4 separate regions of the Mus musculus genome follow, and all the other regions are linked to region 1. Evidence: chromatin loops called from intact Hi-C (ENCODE). Cell type or tissue: left cerebral cortex. All regions are shown on one strand.

Region 1 (5,000 bases):
GGGGGATGTTGCCTGAGGTTGTCGTCCAACTTGCACATCCACTCTCACACCTGTGCAAGTGCATATCACACATGCATGTACCCACATATACATGTGCAAACAAACACCATGCATACACATAAAAATATATACATCATAAGAAATGTAGCAATGGCTCCATGCACACAGCAACTTTTTTGTCCCACAGTACTGCACACACCAAGCAAGTTTCCTCTTTGCCTGACTTGAAGTCTGGCTTCTTGGAATGCTGGTCTTCACCTAGCTGCTAGAGAAACTATCTCAGATAGAACGAGTGAAACTACTGTGAACTCACGTATCACTCAAGTGTAAATGTGTTAATGTGCAAACTCTGTGTGCAGTTAAAAAAAAAAAAAAAAGAATGGAAAGCCAGTAAAACACAGAAACGAGCCCCTAATGGTGGCATTTCAGGGAATAGGAGGGGACAGATGGGGAGATATTTCTGGACCAGAGAGCTTCTGGGTGCCCTTCACGTTGTACCACACCAGCCATTTCCTATTCCTGTGCAGAAGGTTGGCTCTGCTGCCACAACGCACTCTCCAGCTCTCCTGAGAAGCGTGCTTCTATTTCTGTCTGTTATAAAAAGGTAGAGATGCCATTCCTTCTGGTTGTCAGGGACCAGGAATGAGTCTCCCTCAAAGAACAGAAAAGAGCCAAGGACAAACAAAGAAACTCTCTGCTTTCTGCATCTAATGGGCACCATACTAACACTTCACAGAGGCAGGCATGTTGACTCAATGGAAAGAGATTTCTAATAATTATAACAACAGATTCTGATTCTGCTGCTTGAGTAGATGTTTGCCAGGTACCTCATCTTTGTTACCTTTGCCAGTGATATAAGAGAGGGCATTGTGTTACCCCTATTTTTACAAATATTAAGCAACATGCCTATGTTCACAATACTGGTAATTTTCCAAGTCAGTAGTGGTGACCAAAAGGTTACAACTCAAATTCTAAACACCTTCAGGAAGATGTTCCCAATACAAGGAGGAGGCATGTAACATCATGGTTTCATGAAAACACACAACCAGACCCAACTACTACTGGCCTTTCTATCCTGTGCATGGCATGTCACCTATATTATCCTTACTTTATTTCATAAAAATAAGGAAGAAATAATTTCTGACTCTAGGTATTACAGGAATAACTAGTGTAGTTGGCCAGTAATTTCAATCTATTTTCTACCAAAAGAATTGTGTGAAATATCTAAACTAGATAAACAGAACTTTCAGACTACCTGGAGAAGTGTCCTAAAGGGCTTATGACCTACACAGTTCTTGACTCAAAGAGCTTGCAGCCTGAAGAAGGTATTAAGACCCCAATAATGTTACAGTCAGAGTTATCTACAAGTTGTAGTCAAATGATATTTAGAAAGAAAGAAGAAAAAGGAACTCAGTGGAAGGAGCCATTCCTTCACATAACAATCAGACTACAGAATGTCAGAAAATAACTGTTGTCTTCACCCAGTACTTATGAGCAATGGTCTCCTAAACAATGTTACTTCCACTGAGTCTGCCCACTTTCAAAATCCCTAATCTTCTACAGTCTCATGGAAATTCCTTATCATTTCCTTGACAGTTTCTTTTAAAGTATCACATGTGTCCATCTCGTCAGTCACAGAGTATCTTTCCTGACAGGAGAGACAGAGCAGCAGCAGCAGCAACAGTATCAGCAACAGCATCAGCAACAGCAGCAACAGGGCAGATGCTGGGAGATCTCTCTTGCCCTCTGTAAATGCTTGTGTGTTTATGCTGAGAGATTAGCACTGAAAGATACCTAACCTGTGTCACTTGGCTCATATCATGTCAACACCAGCTTCCTCATAACTGTGACCAGTTTGGTTCAACAGCTGGTTTTACCGATTTTCCATAGAGAAGCCTAATCGTGTGACTGGTTGGGCATTCTGCAGCTGCTTCTTGCCAGAGACAAGGCAGGCTTCATACTAACTCACTCAAACACATCCCCCCCGCTTCGCTCCAGATCTTCTGTGGAATTGCCAAGTGGCTGTTGCTCGTAAAAGTTAGAATCATACCCTCTCCTGCCTTTCTCAGCTTTCAAAGGAGAACATGAATCTATAACCAACCAGACAATCTCTCTGAAGATGCTAAATGGGGAAGTGAATAACACCTATATATGTAAAGATACATCTGTAGCATAGGAGAAAATTAATATGAAAACAGTTATTTAAAGAGATTTAAAGAAACAACCTCTTTTCAGCAGCAGATTTGAGTTCTTTCAGACAATCAATTATTCATAAATATTAGATTATCATTTTCTATTTGCATTGGAATACATGCAAGTAATGTTAAAAGTTGCCAGGGATCAGTTCCCATTCAAATCAATATTTCTTTCAGCAAATTATGTTCTTCCCTTGTCAGCTACTCCATTCAAATTAAAGCACTAATCTTATTCAAAACTGGTACTTTGTCTAAATTTGTTTACCTGGATACTAGTAAAATATTTCTGTTATACTCTCTAAAATCCTACTGACAATATAAGAAGATTCATAAAATGTCCACAGAAATCAGAGCAGGTGTCATTCGGACTAAGCTGGCTCTATTTCTCACTATGATTAACCAGCTCGTAATGACAACATTTCTTATCTTACAACTGTGGCATGAAGAGGGAGCTGTAGCTCTTCTGAGACACAATTCTGCACGCCCCAGCTTATCCACGCTCTGCGATCTCGTGTCTGTTTCTCTCTCTCTCTCTCTCTCTCTCTCTCTCTCTCTCTCTCTCTCATCATTTTAACCATTGTACCAGCTCCTTTTAAATGTATCTGCGGAGGATCTGGTCAAGTGGAGATAATCCATGCAAATCAGAAACTGGTTGTCAGTGTGTGGTTCCCGGAGAGGACTCAGCCTGAGGAGGTCACTCGTTCACAGCCGCTCCTCCCATTCTATCTCTCCCCTTATTGCAGAACTGCTGTATGTATACAGTAGCAGAAAGGACTCAATTGACTTCAACTGCTGCCTGGTTTTGCTTACAACTTTTTCTTATAAAGGAACTTACCTCCATCTGTCTCTTGAAGGTAGGAAGCCTGATTCTTCTAAAGACGCGTGTAATGCCTCTTCTGTCTGCTCATTGTCAAATGTCACTGGAATGCGTTACATTGTTGCTGGCACAGGGCGCAAATGCTGTGATTCCAGGTGTCTCTGGCTTTTGTTACTTAACGGTGTAGGTGCAATTGTTTAAGTGCGGGGGTATTTGGATGTTTATTTTCCACATAGCCAGCTTCAGTTTTACCAAGCAAGGAAGATTAGAGTGTCTACTCTCTAACCTAGAAATACAATTGGCTATCAAGTTTTCCCTCTTAAAAAAATAATAACCTCTTTAGATGGTTTAACTTCTGCCAATTACAGCCAAGTGTAAAATTCAACCGTGAGAAGGTGGCTGTGTATTGTTTGCCTGAACCTGGAACCTTCTTGCAGCATTTTCTCTGGAAAAGAAAAAAAAAATTTAACTGTTGAAATGTTTTTGACATCAGCGAGAAAACGGTAGCTCTTACTTCATTCTGCGGCATGGCAGCATGCTAGAGGCTCTATTGCTAACTGGCCTGTCAAATAGATTTATTCTGCACAATTCACAAATTACTAGGCTATGCAGAAGTGTTGCAATTAGTTGGATTCCGTTACTGTTGTTAGACGTGCTGGTAGGTATTGTTTTTAAATTTAAATCGTATTTTAGAAAACTTTACTGTAAAGGGGCTCTTTAAACCCTGCCATGTATATAGCACAGTGGAGATCGTTATTTAAGAATGATTTCAATAGTCAAATGGTTATATTCGGTTTAAAAATGTGTGGAAGTGGTTAATAGATTGTACAATATACGTCTTATTTCTGAAAGCAATCCCTTAGCTTGTAATACTTCAACTGTGTTTCCTTGAAGTGACTTGTAATAATATTTTAATCATTCCATAGTCATTTTAACTTTAAATCACATCAAAATGTCATGAAATTACAAATTCAAAAAAATCTTTTGAATTAGTACAAATATAATTAGAACATTCCAGTTGCAACGGAGATAAATGTCATCTGTCTTTGAACATACTCTTTGTTAATATGATTTTGCATTTTGACATATGGCTCTGACAAGGATATTTAATCCCTTGTAGGAGATAGAATTGAACATAAACAGTAAACAAAGTTGACAGTCCTGAAAAGAAGGGGAAAAAATGTTTTCTGGTATACCCAATCATTCTGATGTCATAAATTTCAGACTCTATCTTCTAGGTAGATACTTGTAGTTAGTAGAGTTTGGGGGGGTGGATTTATTATCCACATAAAATATCTCAGTGTCAGAACTGTGTGTTTCCTTTTTCCTTTTGGTACTGAATGCTGTGCTGAAAAGATTGCACTCTGAATTTTGAGTCCAGTAGTGCAGGGCATGGAACTCTGTCATTGCTAGCATAAAGAAGCCCATCGGCACAAGTGTTGCTACTGTACAGAGGGCTAGCTCTCTGCCTCCGGCATTTGTTAGGGTGCTATATGTAGAATTTAACAGATACATATCTTTTGCCTCTTAGCATTTTATTTGTCCTCTGGTCTGAAAGCTATTCTGCAAGGATGGGGGCTGGCATTTACAGCCGTGGGTAATAAAAACCCTTCACGGTGAGAAAAGAGGAATTTGACTTATGGCTTACCTAGCAATTAGAGTTTCTTTTCAAACTCTTTTACTGAGCTGTACAGTAAGCTGAGGCTTGCCAGGAAAGGCTGATTGAAAGTATCTGTGGGAGCCATGGGGCTGCTCTTGAATATGTCCTGCGCAGTCATTGTCATTGTAGTTTTTCATATGAGCCTCAGTACTACAGGGGGAAAAGGATTATGGTCAAGGGAGACTCTCCTACAGCCAAAGGGATTTGGATGGGAGTCCCACTCATTGCCCCAAACCCCACAGGGAGACTCAGACAGATAGAGAGTGTACAGGATAGCCTGGCTGGGCGAACTTCAGACTACTGTGAACTAAAGGGTGCCCTTTCAGAA
Region 2 (5,000 bases), 66 kb after region 1:
CCCAAGTTCTTTTGTTCATTACTCTCTCCTTTCCATGTCTTCCCTTTTGGCATGGGGCCCACTTTGTTCTTGCACAACAGAAGAGAAGCTTTGGCCAGACACTTCATCAAGAATCATGCAGAATGAATCCTCTTCAAAGCTCTGCAAGGCCCGGGATATGCAGTGCTAATAGCAGAGGCCAGAGGTCAGGATGATAAATACATGACTTTTATAATCATCCGAAACGACCAAACTGGGATAAAGGAAGTATTGGGGGGGGGGGGAGGAATTGTAATAACACACACATGAACTAAAGATACCTCTAACATTGTGGAGTCCTTCCGAGGGCTGGGCTCATTGCCTGCTATCAAATTTAAGGTGCTGACAAAGGCACCTTCAGGATACCTCCCAGGGTCATCTCTACCCTCTCCTTCCTTCGGTTATTATCAGCATCAGAAACCAGCAGAGCGTTTACAGCTGGGACCTGCTGGCTCAAATGAAGAAGGTGGGAAAGATTGTTCCAGAAAAGGTTTAGCAGTGAAGACCTTTTCACTTCAGCACGGATGACACCACCTTGGCAAGAGATGGTGAGAGGGGCTGGCCAGGCTGATTGTCTGGCTAAGTGCGACAGGCTTGTCTGAAGAGCGCTTCCCTTGTTGTCCTTGCTTCAAGGCCTTGGTGGTGGAGAGGTGGTTTAGCAGCTGTGAGTGCTTACTGCTCCCACAGAGAAGCAAATTTCAGCTCCCAACACCCGCATAGAGGCACAGTCCTGCCTGTGACTCCAGCTTTGAGAGATCCTCTGTTCTCACAAGCCCAACCCATATGCACAAAATTACAAATAAATAAATAATTTAAAACATAAAACGTATACACAGCACACAAACACACACACACACACACACACTCTCTCTCTCTCTAATCATAAAAACCCCTACTCTCCTCTGTAAATTGTAGTTCCCCGTATACTAGCAGGGTGATATTTACAACTCGATTAACCTCAGGGACACTAAATGTCCTCTTATGTAAAAAATAGGACTTCGTTATCACACCCACTCCATTGTGACAAATAAAGTAGAAAATCCATTTCAAGTGTGTTCTTTAATGCCACGCACACAGTATTTAGTAAACATGTGTGTTAAGTGCTTGAAAAGTGCTCTTTAATCTTTTAGCCAATTTTAATTGATAGTTATTATCCAATAATACATAATATAGAAGACGCCCTCGGTAGCAAAGCTTAAAATCATGCCACAGTTCCTGCTAGGAGATAACTCTGTTTCCTTATTTAAGTTTTTGTTTTTTTCGGTTTTTGGTTTTTTGGTTTTTTTCTGGTGTGACCCTTGAAAATGGATGCTGTATTGTGTGTCTGTTAACATTGCTCTTTGCTGTTTGCTAGCGCTCCTCCTTCAATTGGATTTAAAATAATAATAATAATCCAAGCTCTTCCTCCTCTGAGTTTCCCCTCCTTGAGCTGGGAGAGGATACACCCTGTGCTAAAGGAACAAAAGATCCTGCCTCGGTGGGGACCAGTTGGACAAGTTCTCCTTTCCACAGGGAGCAGTCTCGGTGCCCAGGGCAACTGCACTGGAGAACGGGTTGAGCGGAGCAGATGCTGATAGCTGGTTCCTCTTTTAAGCAACCGCACATTCTTCCCACAATGCAGAAATCTCCCCAGACTGTGCCAGCTTTAGGGGTTTGGGGATGGGGGTTGTTTTAAGAAGCATAGACTACAAACTAATTTTTTTCCAGTGTAAGTTTAATTTGCATTTCATTGACTAGTAACGAACTGGGCAAGCTCTCCCATGTTTGTTTACTAGTCCTGCTTCCTCTTCCGCAGATTGTTTCCTTCCGGTGCCTTATACTAGTGGCATTGGCTTTGTAGCAAAATGCAGCGTTACTAACTTTTTATCAAATATAGAATGATGCATTCGGTTTTATATAGCAATCTTATCTTTGTAAATCCAATTCTGCGCTTTGCCTGTGCGCTTGCCCGTGCACTCGCCCATGCACGCTGAGGGTCCTGGTCAAAGATGGGTGTCTTCTTCTATCCCTGTCAATCTTATTTCTTAGAGCTGGCTTTCACTAAACCCAGAGCTCACCAGTTAGGGCCAGCCTGCTCCAAAATTCTCTCCTTCCTTTTCCCTTTCAGCACTGTGGCCACAGATGACATTCTTATTCCTGGCCTTTTGTTTTTTTTTTTTTTCTAATGTGGGTGCCAGGGAACCAAACTCAACTCTCCCAGGCTTGGGTAGAAGCCATCTATCTCCCAGACTCCCACATTTATCAGTTTATACTTGCTTTTTAAAACATTTGTGACTTTGTACTTATTTTGTAAAATAACCTGTGCTTAACTTGGACTTTCTTTTGTTTAATTATGGTCTGGGTTGTTCACCTTAGCAGGCGAGCCCATCTGAAACTGATTTTGGAATCTGTGTGAGGTGGGGATCGCAGGTGCTTTCCCAGCCTCTAAGCAGTCACCCAACTGTTTCCAGCCACCTGCTCCTCCTCTTCTTCCTGCTCTTCCTCCTTTTCCTCCTCCTCCTTCTCTCCCTCCTCCTCCTCCTCTTCTCCTCCTCCTCTCCCTCCTTCTAGTTTTATTGATTTACGATTACTTTATCATGCATGGCATTTTTATAAATAATAACACCTATTCTTGAACTACTTACTCCTTTTCATTCACCTTCCCGTTTCTATTCACAAACCATAGATTTATATAGTCTAACTTTACAGTGTGTTTCTTGGTAATGATGACAATGTTTGCTTCAAATTTACCCTTAAAGTCTTGCTTGCTTATTCTTCCTAAGTAAATGTTAAGAGGAAAAAGAGTTTTAAATTTCCCTCAAAACTCCTATTTTATTTTAACAACGTGGAAATGCATGTGGGGAATGCATGAAATATAAATTAATTCCACTTGTCTCGTACAAATACTTTGCTGTAAGTTATAGATCTCTGGAAAGTTTTCTTTTTTAATTCTTTATGTGTTACATAAAGACTGCATCAGCATTTGTAATTTTCTTTATATCTCCTTCAGAAGTTTGTTTCTAAATTTATCCCTGAGTTACTAATATTTTATTGATATCATGAATGGGACTTATTCTTTTAATTCTATTTTTAGCTTAAAATTAAATGTAATTATATTTTAGGACACATCAATAATTTTTTATTTCACGTAACACTCTGCCTAATATGTATTTATCATGTTTGGTTTCACATCACTGGTCCATCTGAAACCTTCCAATAAGTTAAAATTAACGACCGTAGTGGGGATCTGTATTTCATTACAGGTTTTCACCAACCAGAACAAGCTCACTGTGGGGGGGACTAGAAGGAGGGCTATGAGAGCCATCTTCTCACCATAGAAGTGTGAAAGACCTGAGTTTGGACGCCCCACATATCTAACTCCAATGCTCCATGAAAAGTTGTAAGTCAGAGTGAGGAGAGTCTCCGGAACTCTGGATTCACACAGGGCAGCTAGCCCAGCATATGCAGCAGCCAACAAGGAAACCAACTCTCAAATAAGGTAGACGGTGATGAGTGAAAGCCAACAATTGTCTTCATGCTCCGCGTGTGCACTGTGCCACAACTGTATGCCCACACTCACATGTATGCACACCTGTGTACACATGCATGCACACTCCTGATTGTTGGCTTAAAGACACAGTCAGGGATTGTTCCTCTGTTCACTTTAGGTCATGAATGACGACTATAGAAAGCTTTAATATCTCTTCTAGCCCCTTTAGATATGAACTTATTATTTCCTTCCAGTACTCCAGCTTGCTCTTCTCTGTGAATAGACAACATGCTTTCTTTCCAGCGGATAAGCTCCTTCTGGTTGTGGTGAATTCTTTCTTACTTCACTCCAATGTTGGACTTGCAACCTGAGAATGTAAACCAACTATTGTAGTGCTTTCTTAAACCTCCACTCTGTTACCCCTCATCGTCCTTTATCTCAAACTCAAAATCCCTTACTTATTTCTCCTAGGCTAGCAATGTTGAGCTAGGTCTCAATATTTAATGATCATGGCTGTTATATCCAAAGTGGCTTACATGTTCTCGTGTGTTCCAATGTCTCACTAATTATTGGCATAAAATAGCAATGTAGATTTTTTTATCCAATAGGAAGCCTTACTGAAGCCTTCTACATGTCAATGTTCTAAATAAGCTTCAACATGGCATGGCATGTCTTTACTGATCATATTCTGGTACTTGCTGCTGTCCATCAACATCTAGGAATCCCTCCACTCTTGGACTAATCACACCAACCTACACTACAATGCAGATTTCCTCTTTCCTAAGAATGCTTATAAAACATTGAGATTGAACATGCAGGAGTTTTCACTATCTTGTTATTGAGACTAAATAAATCCTGTTATTTAAGTTTAAGATAACAGCCTGAGTGTGCATTAGTGGTGGGATTACAGTCCACTGGGGGTGCTCTTACAAGCTAACCCATTATTCCACATTGTGAGGTCCAGTAGCCCACCTTTGTCTGGGTTAAAAATCAGCTATGTTCATCTTCATGGTGATGTCTATTTTGTTTTCATTTTTCTGAATGTTTCTGAGACAGACCTTTCTATAAGCCCTGGTCAGCCTAGAACTCACTATATAGACCAGGTTGTTCTCACAGCTACGTTTTTGCCCTTGTTTCTCCCTCTTTAGTGTCGGGACCACAGGTGTTAGGGCATTTGATTTTTAAAAATTTAACTTTTACACTTATTTTAATATTGATTGAAAGTTATAGAGACCTGGAGTTGTGGGGTAATCAAAGAATAACCTAGGAAATCCTTTGATCAAAACCTCATTACAGTCAAAGATTCTGTTCCAGGCAAGAACAGAACATCTTACGTTAAATAAACAGTGAAATGGGGAAAGTGAAAAATTGGATGACTGTAACTGATCCCATGATCTCCACATTAGTGACAGGAATGGGGTACGGGAAAGAGCTTCATTAGTGGATAACAAATACCTTGTTCCTTGATTTTAAAACATCAGTGTTTTCATCTGAATCGCAACTATCACAATGG
Region 3 (5,000 bases), 580 kb after region 1:
CAGGAACCTCACATATTCCAAACTACTCCATCCTGTCCTAAATGATTTCAGTGGCTTTCCATGACCTTAGAAAACACAGCAATAACTGTACTCAGCAGAGAACATTAGAAACGCCACTCCTCCGTTTGCTTTCTGTGTGCCCCGTTACGTCCCCCAGATAGCACTGCAGCAAAACCACACACACACGCAAGGCATTCTCCGTTGTGTACAGGACATTGGCACTGCAGCAAGTTAGTGTATATTTCAGAAGTCATAGTGACCTACCAGGAAAAATGAGATTGGCCAGACTGAAGTTCCACATGCTTTAAAGCAGGTCTTGGTGGCTTTGCAGTCTTGTGCCTACTTATTTTAAGCTGTCACAGTATGTAAGAATTTTATCCTGGTGTTACCTACCAGTTCATTTGATAAGACAATTGCATTTATGTTGATGAACTAAATTATTCGTTGAATAAACATGAGATTATTTCACATGAAATAGTGTGTCACTTCAGATGCAGAGTATGTAGGCTATAGTCAGTGTGAGTCAGTTTCTGTCTTGTGCATCCCCAGAGTCCTCTGCTAATGTTGGTGTGTGTATACTTGTCTCTCTGGTCCACAGAGGATTAAATATATCCTTGTAAATTTATATAACCTCCTAGGACAAGTTGGATATATTTGGCATGTGATTGTGACTGCAGATTATTGTTAATTTTATTGTATTTTTATAGTCATCTGGTACATAGAATTTTGGCTGCTCTGACAGATTTCTATACTTTTTGATTTTACAAAAATCTTTATATGGAAATTTTTCCTTTTTTGAAAATCCATTCATCAATCATCAAAGGTTTTACTTAGTTTTTTTAAAATGACTTTTGGATGTACTCTCTCAGTTTTGATTTAGATTCTAAATTGCATAATGTTGATGCCTACCCATCCTCCCTTCCTTATCACCGTATGACCTGAGTCATAAAGAAGTGAAAACATTTCTGTTTTAGGTTTTGCTCAGTGACTGCTCTATGCTTTTACTGCATCAGATAAAAATAATGCAGTAATCTTTAGTGAATGGATGATGCTATGGACAATTCTTTCACTTGTTTTAATTGCACTTAAAATTCTGTTGTCTGTAAGTCAGCATCGTTCGAAGCGTGATTCGCACCCTTTATACGTAATTGCTTTATGTGGGTAAAGTCGTTGTTTCCTTAAGGAACAATACAGCTGTCTATAAATTCAGTCTGAGTGAGCAGCCTGGACACTAACAACCTCTCTTGTCCCCTTCGTCCACCACGCCTGTCTGTTATTGATTCTGAGCAGGTACAATGAGCTCCTTATGGAGGAGTGGTGTTAGGACCGAGTGCTCCATAAACAAGCCTTGCTTCCAAAACGCTCCTGAGCCCCACGTGTTTCCCTCCTGCAGTCAGAATCACACAGATCAGAGCCACTGTGTTTTCCTGGAAGTGCTTAAATAGACTGTAGGTTGTGGCTTAATTTAGAAATTATATGCTGTTGCCATGGCAAAAAATATATATATTTTTTAAAAAAATATTTGTGTGATGTTTCTCTCAAAGGAGTTCCGGAGGATCCCTGTTTTATCTTGATGAATACTTATAATTCTTTTTTAAAAAAATGTAATCAAGCTGAGATTGTAATAAAACGTGAGAGTGCACTCTGGGTAATCGGTAGTCACACAGTGTCGCCTTTTGCGAGGGAAGAGGACGGAACCCAGTGGAGTTATTTCGTAGCACACAGGCAGTATACTCCAAAGCCCTTGCATAGCGTGGCCCTTCTTGTTGGAGACCCTGCTGATGAGAATTTTCTTGGCACTTTCCCTAGTGTGCCATTCACCTTGGTAACCACTTAGGGCTTCCCCTCGCCCTCGCCCTCACCTCCGTGTCCTGCTCTGGCCAGATCTGCCCCGTGAAAGCCTTTCTCTTTCTTGGGGTCTGTGGATCGAGGTACTTGCCGTGAATGCTGGGTATGATGGTTGTTGCATGCTAGCTTGCTTTCTATGTTAATAAATGATGGTAGAAAAATGTTATAAGAAGCTAACCATAATTCTTTCTTCCTTTTTCTTCCTGCCACCTGCGCTTGCTTTTCCCTTGTATGTATTTTGCTTACTTTTTTTAATAGACTTAATATTGCAAATTTGATAATATATAGTATATGTAATATAGAAAATTAATTAGAATTTGTAGTTTGAATTATATGTAATCTTAAGTAGATTTGCTAATATTTAACGGGTGTTATTTACCATTACAAAATCTATTGGGCGAGGGGAGATTGATATACTCCTTGGAAAGGGAGCATTTTGTTAAATGATTAAGACATTTTTCTAGATAGGAAATAATAGAAAAGAATTGAAATATACTGAGATGCATGGCTGTGTAGGTTTTTTTTTTTTTTTTTTTTTTTTACTCATCTAAATATGTCTGGGTGGTAATGGAGCCATCTCAAAATTTATTAAATTTGACTTAAACTCCAAAGCCAAGTTGTGAACCTTACAGATGTATTTTCCTTCCATGCATATATAATGAGAGTCAGTTTGATAATTAAGCTCAATGGAGATGACACACCTGTGCATGCTTTTATTATGTCAATAGTGTACGTATATAAAGGAGAGCCGGGTCAGAATGCAGGGTGACTTTGGCAAGCCCCGAGTACATGTAGCTTGCATTAGTGAGGCGTTTCATGACTTATTCAGGCACACTAAGTGAAACAGCATGCCAACGTCTTTGTATTGCCTCCTTAATCTACTAAAATGATTGATCCGTGTTCTTCCATGTAACTTTAGAATCTCTCTCCTGCTAGGTCCTCCTGTGTTTCTCTTTATCCAAAGTAGTACAACAACCCCTATTCTTCCTATATTTAGCATCTATTACGAATTCAATCTTAGACTAATAGTCAATTTATTTTTAATCTTTTTTTTCTTTTTTTCCCTTGCACTTTTTTTTTTATTTTTCTTCCGATGCTTAAAATAGAAGTGGAGCAAAAAGGTAAATAATGTCTACAGTCTCACCCCAGCTCCCTGTTATGTGCCTTATGGATGTGACCCTCCTCCCCTCCCTCCCACCGCAACACTCCTGTATTACAATGATCGGCAGGACCTCATAATGTACTTCATGTAGGCGTCAGCTGTTCTCAATGAAATTGTATGGCCGCTAAATCTGGCGATTGGGGTAAAATTCTGAAGTCGGCGAAGGGGAGCTGCCCTCTCTGTTTCTTTTCTACCCTCTGTCTCTTTCTCTGACGCCCTTGGATATTTTCTTGTTATCGAAGTGTCCTCTTGCCTGGCTTCCAGAACCCTCTCCGTAGCATGCCATGCTTACAGGGGCTCCTGCTCATCTCATCACGCATCCCCTGTGTTGGTTTCTCTCGGCTCCTGGTTGCATTCTCCTCAAATTGATAGTCTCCAACCTGAAACACCTGTAACTTCTCTAGAACGGTCAAAATAAGTCTTTGCCTTGAGTTCTCTGCCTTGTCAGCTCTGTTCCGTGGGAGGTGGTGAAGGTGGGCTAGGTTTAGAAGTCAATGTTTGGATTAAAACAAAATACTCATCCACTCATGAGCACAGGCTCCAAATTTTGATGCATTTATTCCCAAATTATTAGATAAAAACACAATTCAGAAATCTAAATTTTATCTTAGCTGTGAGCCATTCTATACATAGGTTTGTGTTTGTGAAAATAAAGGCCAGCCACTATGTTTGCTGGTGTCTTGACTAGGACATCTTTGGAAAACAAGGCTAGTGTGTATAAAGTATAAATTTTAAAAGATTGAATGCTGGGTAAAATGGACTTTCCTCTTTTGATTTGTGAGTAAATGCGATGACTTGTGTCTTTTTTTTTTAACTGTATTCGCTTCTTGTCTTTTTTTTCTGTGATGTTAGTCTTTGTGTGTCCTGGAACCTTGAAAGCAATTGTGGACTCACCATGTATATATGAAGCTGAGCAGAAGTCAGGGGCTTGGTGCAAGGACCCCCTTCAGGCTGCAGATAAAATTTATTTTATGCCCTGGACTCCCTACCGCACCGATACGTTAATAGAATATGCCTCTTTAGAAGATTTTCAAAACAGCCGCCAGACAACAACATACAAACTTCCAAACCGAGTAGACGGTACTGGATTTGTGGTGTATGATGGAGCCGTCTTCTTTAACAAGGAAAGAACCAGAAACATTGTTAAGTTTGACTTGAGGACTAGAATCAAGAGCGGCGAGGCTATCATCAACTATGCCAACTACCACGATACGTCACCCTACAGATGGGGTGGGAAGACAGACATTGACCTCGCAGTGGATGAGAACGGCTTATGGGTCATTTATGCCACGGAGCAGAACAATGGAATGATCGTGATCAGCCAGCTCAACCCTTACACTCTTCGATTCGAGGCAACCTGGGAGACAGCGTATGACAAGCGTGCGGCGTCCAATGCTTTCATGATATGTGGGGTTCTCTATGTGGTCAGGTCAGTGTACCAAGACAATGAAAGCGAAGCAGGCAAGAACACCATTGACTACATCTACAACACGCGACTAAGCCGGGGCGAGTACGTGGACGTTCCTTTTCCCAACCAGTACCAGTATATTGCTGCAGTGGATTATAATCCAAGAGACAACCAACTCTACGTATGGAACAATAACTTCATTTTACGGTATTCCCTGGAGTTTGGTCCTCCTGACCCTGCCCAAGGTAAGAATACTTGCTGTTAGTTCTTTATGAATTAACTGAATGGCTTACTTTCAAAGGATTTTAGAATTTTTCCCAATAGTTTGTCTTCTTCTCTTGGTTAAATCACAAAAGATGGTCTGATATCTTGCAGCCCTGTCTGGTACAGTTTTCTTTTACTCCATTTTGTTTTTCTTTTCAGTTACAGGTTGGCGTGCTCCAAGCAATGATAGCATTACTCAGTTTAGGTTCACTGTGAAGCATACAGAACGGCTACAGCCCTGTTAATGCTTTGCTTTCTTACCAGTATTCTGAGTTCATTCTAGTGTGGACTCAGACCTTTAACAGCTTGGCACCAGTG
Region 4 (5,000 bases), 600 kb after region 1:
TTGTGAGGCAGAGACAGGACTACAAAGAGAGTCCAGGCCAGCCAGGGCTTGTTACACAGAGAGACCCTGTCTCTAAAAGAATCAACCTCCCCCAAAAAGTATTCACACAGTTTAGTCATAATAAAAAAATCAATAAAACTTCCAAACTTTCGTTATCTCCAGACAGTTTCTGAGCTGCTACCATTCTTCAGATTAATGCACATTTAACACCACTCAATTGTGTCCAGTGGTGTCCCCTAAGCACAGAGTAGGGTAGACCCCATCCTCTTAGTGAGGATGCCCTGGACTTACATAGCATGACATTTTGTGACTTCAATTTGTTCCCCAAATTTAGTTAATTTTAAAAAGAAATCTAAAATTTTTCTGTTAACTTCAGCTGTGCATGACCATTTGAAGAGCCGTGTTAAATTCTTGCATACCCATCCATAGACCATGTTTTAGTCTCTAGTCCACATAGTTTTGTGGGTTTTTGGTTTTTTTCTTTGTTTTTGTCTCAATTCTAGAAAACTCTGCAGAATAAGTGTGTGGAAATTATCATTTTCCTGATACATCTTTCTGAGCTTGGAAGGACTGTTCTTCCTATTAAAGTTTTAAGCTTAATGATGTTGTGAATATCCATTTGGGATACAGTGTAACATTTTACTGTATTACTAACCCCTAGTTGGAATTTATTCTCTCTTTATACTTATTACCCTGGTATTATCAGCATGGAAGATATTTTTTTAATTTCTAATTCATAATCAACATTTTATTTTAAAAATGTGTTGTTTTAAGCACAAGGAAATCTTTGTTTTTCCTAAAACTTGTCTTTAAACATACTATGAAAATAGCCTACTATTCCCTTATATAGTTTTTGAAGCGCTTATGTAAATGTAGAGGGTGGCTATATCTTCAGTGATTAAAACAAGTTGGTTTTCTTCTTAGCAGTTAGTTTTCTGTTCCTAGTGTGCATTAAGCATGTGCCATATGAGGCCACAGAGCAGTGTGAGTGTCTGAGGACAGCATCTGCTATCAACTTTGAGGTCCACTTTCTATGTTGCGGTGTCTGCTTGAATGCATGGGTCTCAGGAGTCTTCAGCAAACGCTCCCCACCCACTCATCAGCCTAGGCTACATCTTTATCTTCAATAGGCAGTCCCTCCCATCTCCGCCCCAGGAACCCACTGCTTCCTGCCAGTGAGCTTGGCCCCTAGCCTTTGACTCGCATCCCTCTTTGAATCATGCTTCTTTTATGTTGAGCTAATTTTGAGCTCTCTCCATCCAGACAGACGCTTGTAGTTCAGTCTTCCTGCTCAGTGTTGCGCCATTTTAAGAAAGCACTCACACTTGTGGGTATCCGTCCACATCACAGGTTTCTAGCTGTTACCACGGGGTGACCCTTATGTCCATTTGGTGTCTGAAGACTGAGTGAGAGTCCCATCAGTTTGCCATGCTTTCCGAGACTTGAGCTTTTTAATTTTGCCCGTGATCAGTAGATTGCACTGGTATCTCATGTGGGTTTGCTTTTCGTTTCTACTAAGCAACCTGTGTTTATTTTGGGGGTGACTCTGATGGAGATCTGGTCTCCTTGTATAGCAGCTGCGATCTTAGAGGTAACAAAGTACCATTCACTTGGATTTCTGCACGTGTTTATGGCCCATTCGCTCATCCTTTTATAGAGGATCTTTCATCTCTTCTGCTCTACTTCAGCAATGTTTGTGTTGTTTGGACTCGTAAGCAGGAAGGATTCTCTATGTCTTCTTCAGTGTATGTCTTTGGCCAGAAATCTGCACAGAGTGCTTACTTCAGCGAGAGACTTGTCGTTTGCTTTTGCTCTCTGGGGACCAGCAGAACTTTCTAACATGATTTTGAAAGGTTTCAGCATCTTCCGTCTGCCTAATCCCATCTTGCTTACACTTCTCACCACTGTATAATCTTATAGCAAGTCACAATGCCCTATCATGAACGTGAAATCCTCGGTGTCCTTTTTAAGGGAAAGGACAATCACAGATAAACGTTAAGAAAATAAGTTCTCAGGCTGATAATCATGTGCCACTTCCTCTTGTGGATGTAGTAATCCTTTATTTGAAGGTGGATAGAATAGTCTGTCTATATTCCTATTCCATATTTAATTCCTTTCCATTCAAAGAGTGCATGTTAAAAATTTTATTGTTTTATTAGAGGAAAGAGGAGGATGGTTAGCCCTTATAGATGTTTGCACCTTTGGAATTGACTGACTTCATCATTCCCCTGCATTTGATAGACTAGTTTTCTATCGGCTTCATCAAGCCAAGTGTGATATTTTCCCCTCCGGAACTCCTGTTGCGTAACACTGTGGGATACTTAGTGTTCCATTGCCTTTCTTTGTGACATTAAGATTAATTGGATAATTTAGGTATAAGCCTGAAACATCTATTACAAGATTCCCATCCCTTTATTTTCAGAATAGCCAGAAGGATACCTCTACCCCGTCACATCAGACTTAGTTGTATTATAGCTGGAAAGAAAAAGTGAAAATATTTTCCACAGCAAAGGTAGTTCTTCCTTCCTACTGTGTAGACAGGAGGCCGGGCTTGGGTCTGTTAAAACATTCTCTTCTGCATTGTCTTCTCCCTGGAGTCTAGACTCACCTAGAACTTGGTGGGTCCTCTGGCCCCGTCAGTATTCTCCTCAGAGGCTCACCTGCATCTCACCGCATCCAGGGCCTTAGGTGAGGGAGGACGAAAAGCAGTGGTGAGCGAGACTTTAGACCGCTCTCCTGAAACTTAAGTGCCTGTGTTTTCTACTGTCTGTTGACTAAGGCATGTAGCCATAGCAACCCACATAGACATCAGTGCACTGCCCACTCAGCCCATGTGATTCTGCACTCTGTTCACGTTAGTTAAAACACAGGCAATGCAGAAGCTCCCTGGGTGGTTAAGGTGATGAAGGACACACATGCGTGTATCCTAAAGAAACATTTTCAAGGACATGCTAAGCCAATCCATTTTACCAAATACTTTCCAGGTCTTTCTCTATTCTGATTTTTCCCATTTCTGTGCTCATTAGTTAAAACACTACACTGTCACAGGCTAACACCGAATTTTAGCATAGATGGTGTTGATCAGTTTGGATCGATCCCCTTCCCTCTTTGATTTGCTGTGTCCCTGATGTTTTGCAACATCCCTTTGTATTACTTTCATTGGCCTGTTTTATTTTCTTATCTGTGAATTTGCTGTTCTCAACATTTCACAATTTCTCTGAGTTTTGTATGTGTTCTGGTCACTAATTTGTTGAGGATTATATAGTTTAAAAATACTCCGTTCCTTTCCTTTATTAGCAAAGTTAAAGGTATTGTTTTACATAGTAATAGGGTACAATTAATTAATTAATTAGTCTTTAACTATAGGGCTAAAGTTTTTGATATCTAAGAAGTCTTATCTTTGCTTCCTGCTTTAGAAACCTTCCTCTACTTGAACTTCATAAGGACCCCATCCATCCTTTATAACTTTGTACATTGATAAGATTAAAGCTTTGTTGTTTTACACTTGGCTTTAGTCTTTCTAAAGTTTGTTTCATTGTTCTTTGTGGTAGAAGCAACTAATCTGGCCTTTTCCATACGGATAAACCAGTTCTCTCTGAACTTTTATAAGCACATCATATGCTCTCTTTCCTGTCTCTGACATCCATCAAGGCTCTACCGAGTCAGCGTGTGAGTAAAGTCTCATACTCCTGGCTTTTGTGTGTTTCTGTTTTGTTTTCTGTGAGGCTAGTGGCTTGTGAATCTTTCAGCATCTCTCCTTGTGGAAATTCCTTGGCTGTCTTTGTGTACGTCCCATGCATATGAATTTTAAAATCAATTTTTGAAGTTCCATGTACTCATAAGGTCTTATTCGAATATTTATTAGAATTAAGCTCACTTATAGATTGTTGAAGTTCCTAAAACTAAAAGGCATCCTTACGTCCTAGCTTATTTCTTAATTATGCTTCCTGTGAATAATGAGCTGGTGTTCCCTTGCCCCCCCCCCCCCGTTTCCTTTGGTTTTGGTTTTGTTTTGTTTTTAATTACTATCACATAGCATCTTATGGTGGTGATAAATAAAGCACACTGGTGACTGTCACTCTTTCTTAAAGTGTGTGTGTTTTGGTCATCCGGGGGCATTAGGCACCCTAATTAGTCTTGACAGGAAACCCTTCGGCTCAGGCAGTGGTTTTTTATTCCTTTTATTTTGAAAAGTTATTTTTTAGCAAGTTGAAATATACCAGTTTTTTCTGCTAATCTTTAATTTTTAAATTTCAATGAGTTTTACTATTGTTATCTAATATATTAATTAATTACACTTGCTGATTTCTTCAGGCTCTTATGTTTAAAGTGTGTCCATATTGCATAGTTTACTAAGGATTGTTTTTGCAACAATTTATTCAGTAAGAAGCTTATTAAGTGATCAGTACACATAGGTATCTTGTTTTCTGAAAGGAGATGGAAAATTTATTTAAAATTAAGTATGCAGAAAACTATGAATTGGTATATCAATGGTCAGAAACCACTGAAGGTCTGTAGTTTCTTTCAGTCCGTTTTAATTTCCCGAAATGTTTCTGTTCTCTGTCTCACTGCTTAGTGGCTGATGCAAACATATTTTGATTAGATTGATTACCTCATAACCATTGCTTCATTTCTTCTAAAACCAGTAACCATGTGTAGTATTAATCTGCTTGTAGAAATTTCAGATTAGTTTTCTTTTCTATGAGCGTAATTTTTAAGCTAAAAAGCAAATATAACTTAGATGAAATTAGTTCATTATTACATGCGAGTCTGGCACATTTCAATTTGCATGAAAATTAAGTATATTTTGTTTTATGTGCTCTTTAAGAGAAATAATTAGGAATTGATAGCCCCATTCAATGTAGGGAGGAAATAACTATATATCAGAGGTGCAAGGGTGTGTGTGTGCCCACATGCACGTGTGTGCTGAGTATTTTGCTGTTTGGTTGTGTTGGCAGGGTCTCATCTGGTCAGGTTGGCTTGGGGTGCTCTGTGTAACT

The links. A loop is a pair of places that touch in the nucleus more often than their neighbours do. Peaks named below come from ENCODE experiments on the same cell type or tissue, not always from the same donor. Only the 100,000 strongest peaks of a DNase experiment are listed, where the experiment ranks them.
Region 2: a loop joins it to region 1, with 2.1 times the contacts of the local background. A loop is called at or near these places in 3 of 42 quality-filtered maps.
Region 3: it touches region 1 in a loop (2.4-fold over the local background); 2 of 42 quality-filtered maps call a loop at or near these places.
Region 4: a loop joins it to region 1, with 3 times the contacts of the local background. A loop is called at or near these places in 4 of 42 quality-filtered maps.

What each region holds. Positions count from the first base shown.
Region 1 is chr3:149,443,151-149,448,150 of GRCm38, reverse strand. It overlaps Gm30382 (a long non-coding RNA gene), which reads left to right and starts at 2,552. Exons shown (of 3, transcript XR_001784032.1): 1 at 2,552-3,049. It overlaps A630039O03Rik (a long non-coding RNA gene), which reads right to left. Exons shown (of 6, transcript XR_376220.3): 1 at 3,031-5,000. In left cerebral cortex, a CTCF peak has its summit at 2,638; DNase peaks (open chromatin) are centred at 2,690, 2,926, 3,475 and 4,614; H3K4me3 peaks cover 2,655 bases; H3K27ac peaks cover 1,416 bases.
Region 2 is chr3:149,376,861-149,381,860 of GRCm38, reverse strand. All of the region lies in intron 1 of Gm30382 (a long non-coding RNA gene), which reads left to right. Among named protein-coding and RNA genes, the nearest start is that of Gm26468, 38 kb to the right of the region's middle. In left cerebral cortex, no CTCF peak of the experiment used is centred here; DNase peaks (open chromatin) are centred at 638, 1,562 and 1,936; H3K4me3 peaks cover 591 bases; H3K27ac peaks cover 256 bases.
Region 3 is chr3:148,858,396-148,863,395 of GRCm38, reverse strand. Adgrl2 (adhesion G protein-coupled receptor L2) reads left to right here. Exons shown (of 24, transcript NM_001081298.1): 4 at 2,958-2,969; 5 at 3,863-4,663. Among named protein-coding and RNA genes, the nearest start is that of Adgrl2, 94 kb to the left of the region's middle. In left cerebral cortex, no CTCF peak of the experiment used is centred here; DNase peaks (open chromatin) are centred at 503, 1,320, 1,673 and 2,635; H3K4me3 peaks cover 716 bases; H3K27ac peaks cover 622 bases.
Region 4 is chr3:148,840,519-148,845,518 of GRCm38, reverse strand. All of the region lies in intron 10 of Adgrl2 (adhesion G protein-coupled receptor L2), which reads left to right. Among named protein-coding and RNA genes, the nearest start is that of Adgrl2, 110 kb to the left of the region's middle. In left cerebral cortex, no CTCF peak of the experiment used is centred here; a DNase peak (open chromatin) is centred at 2,811.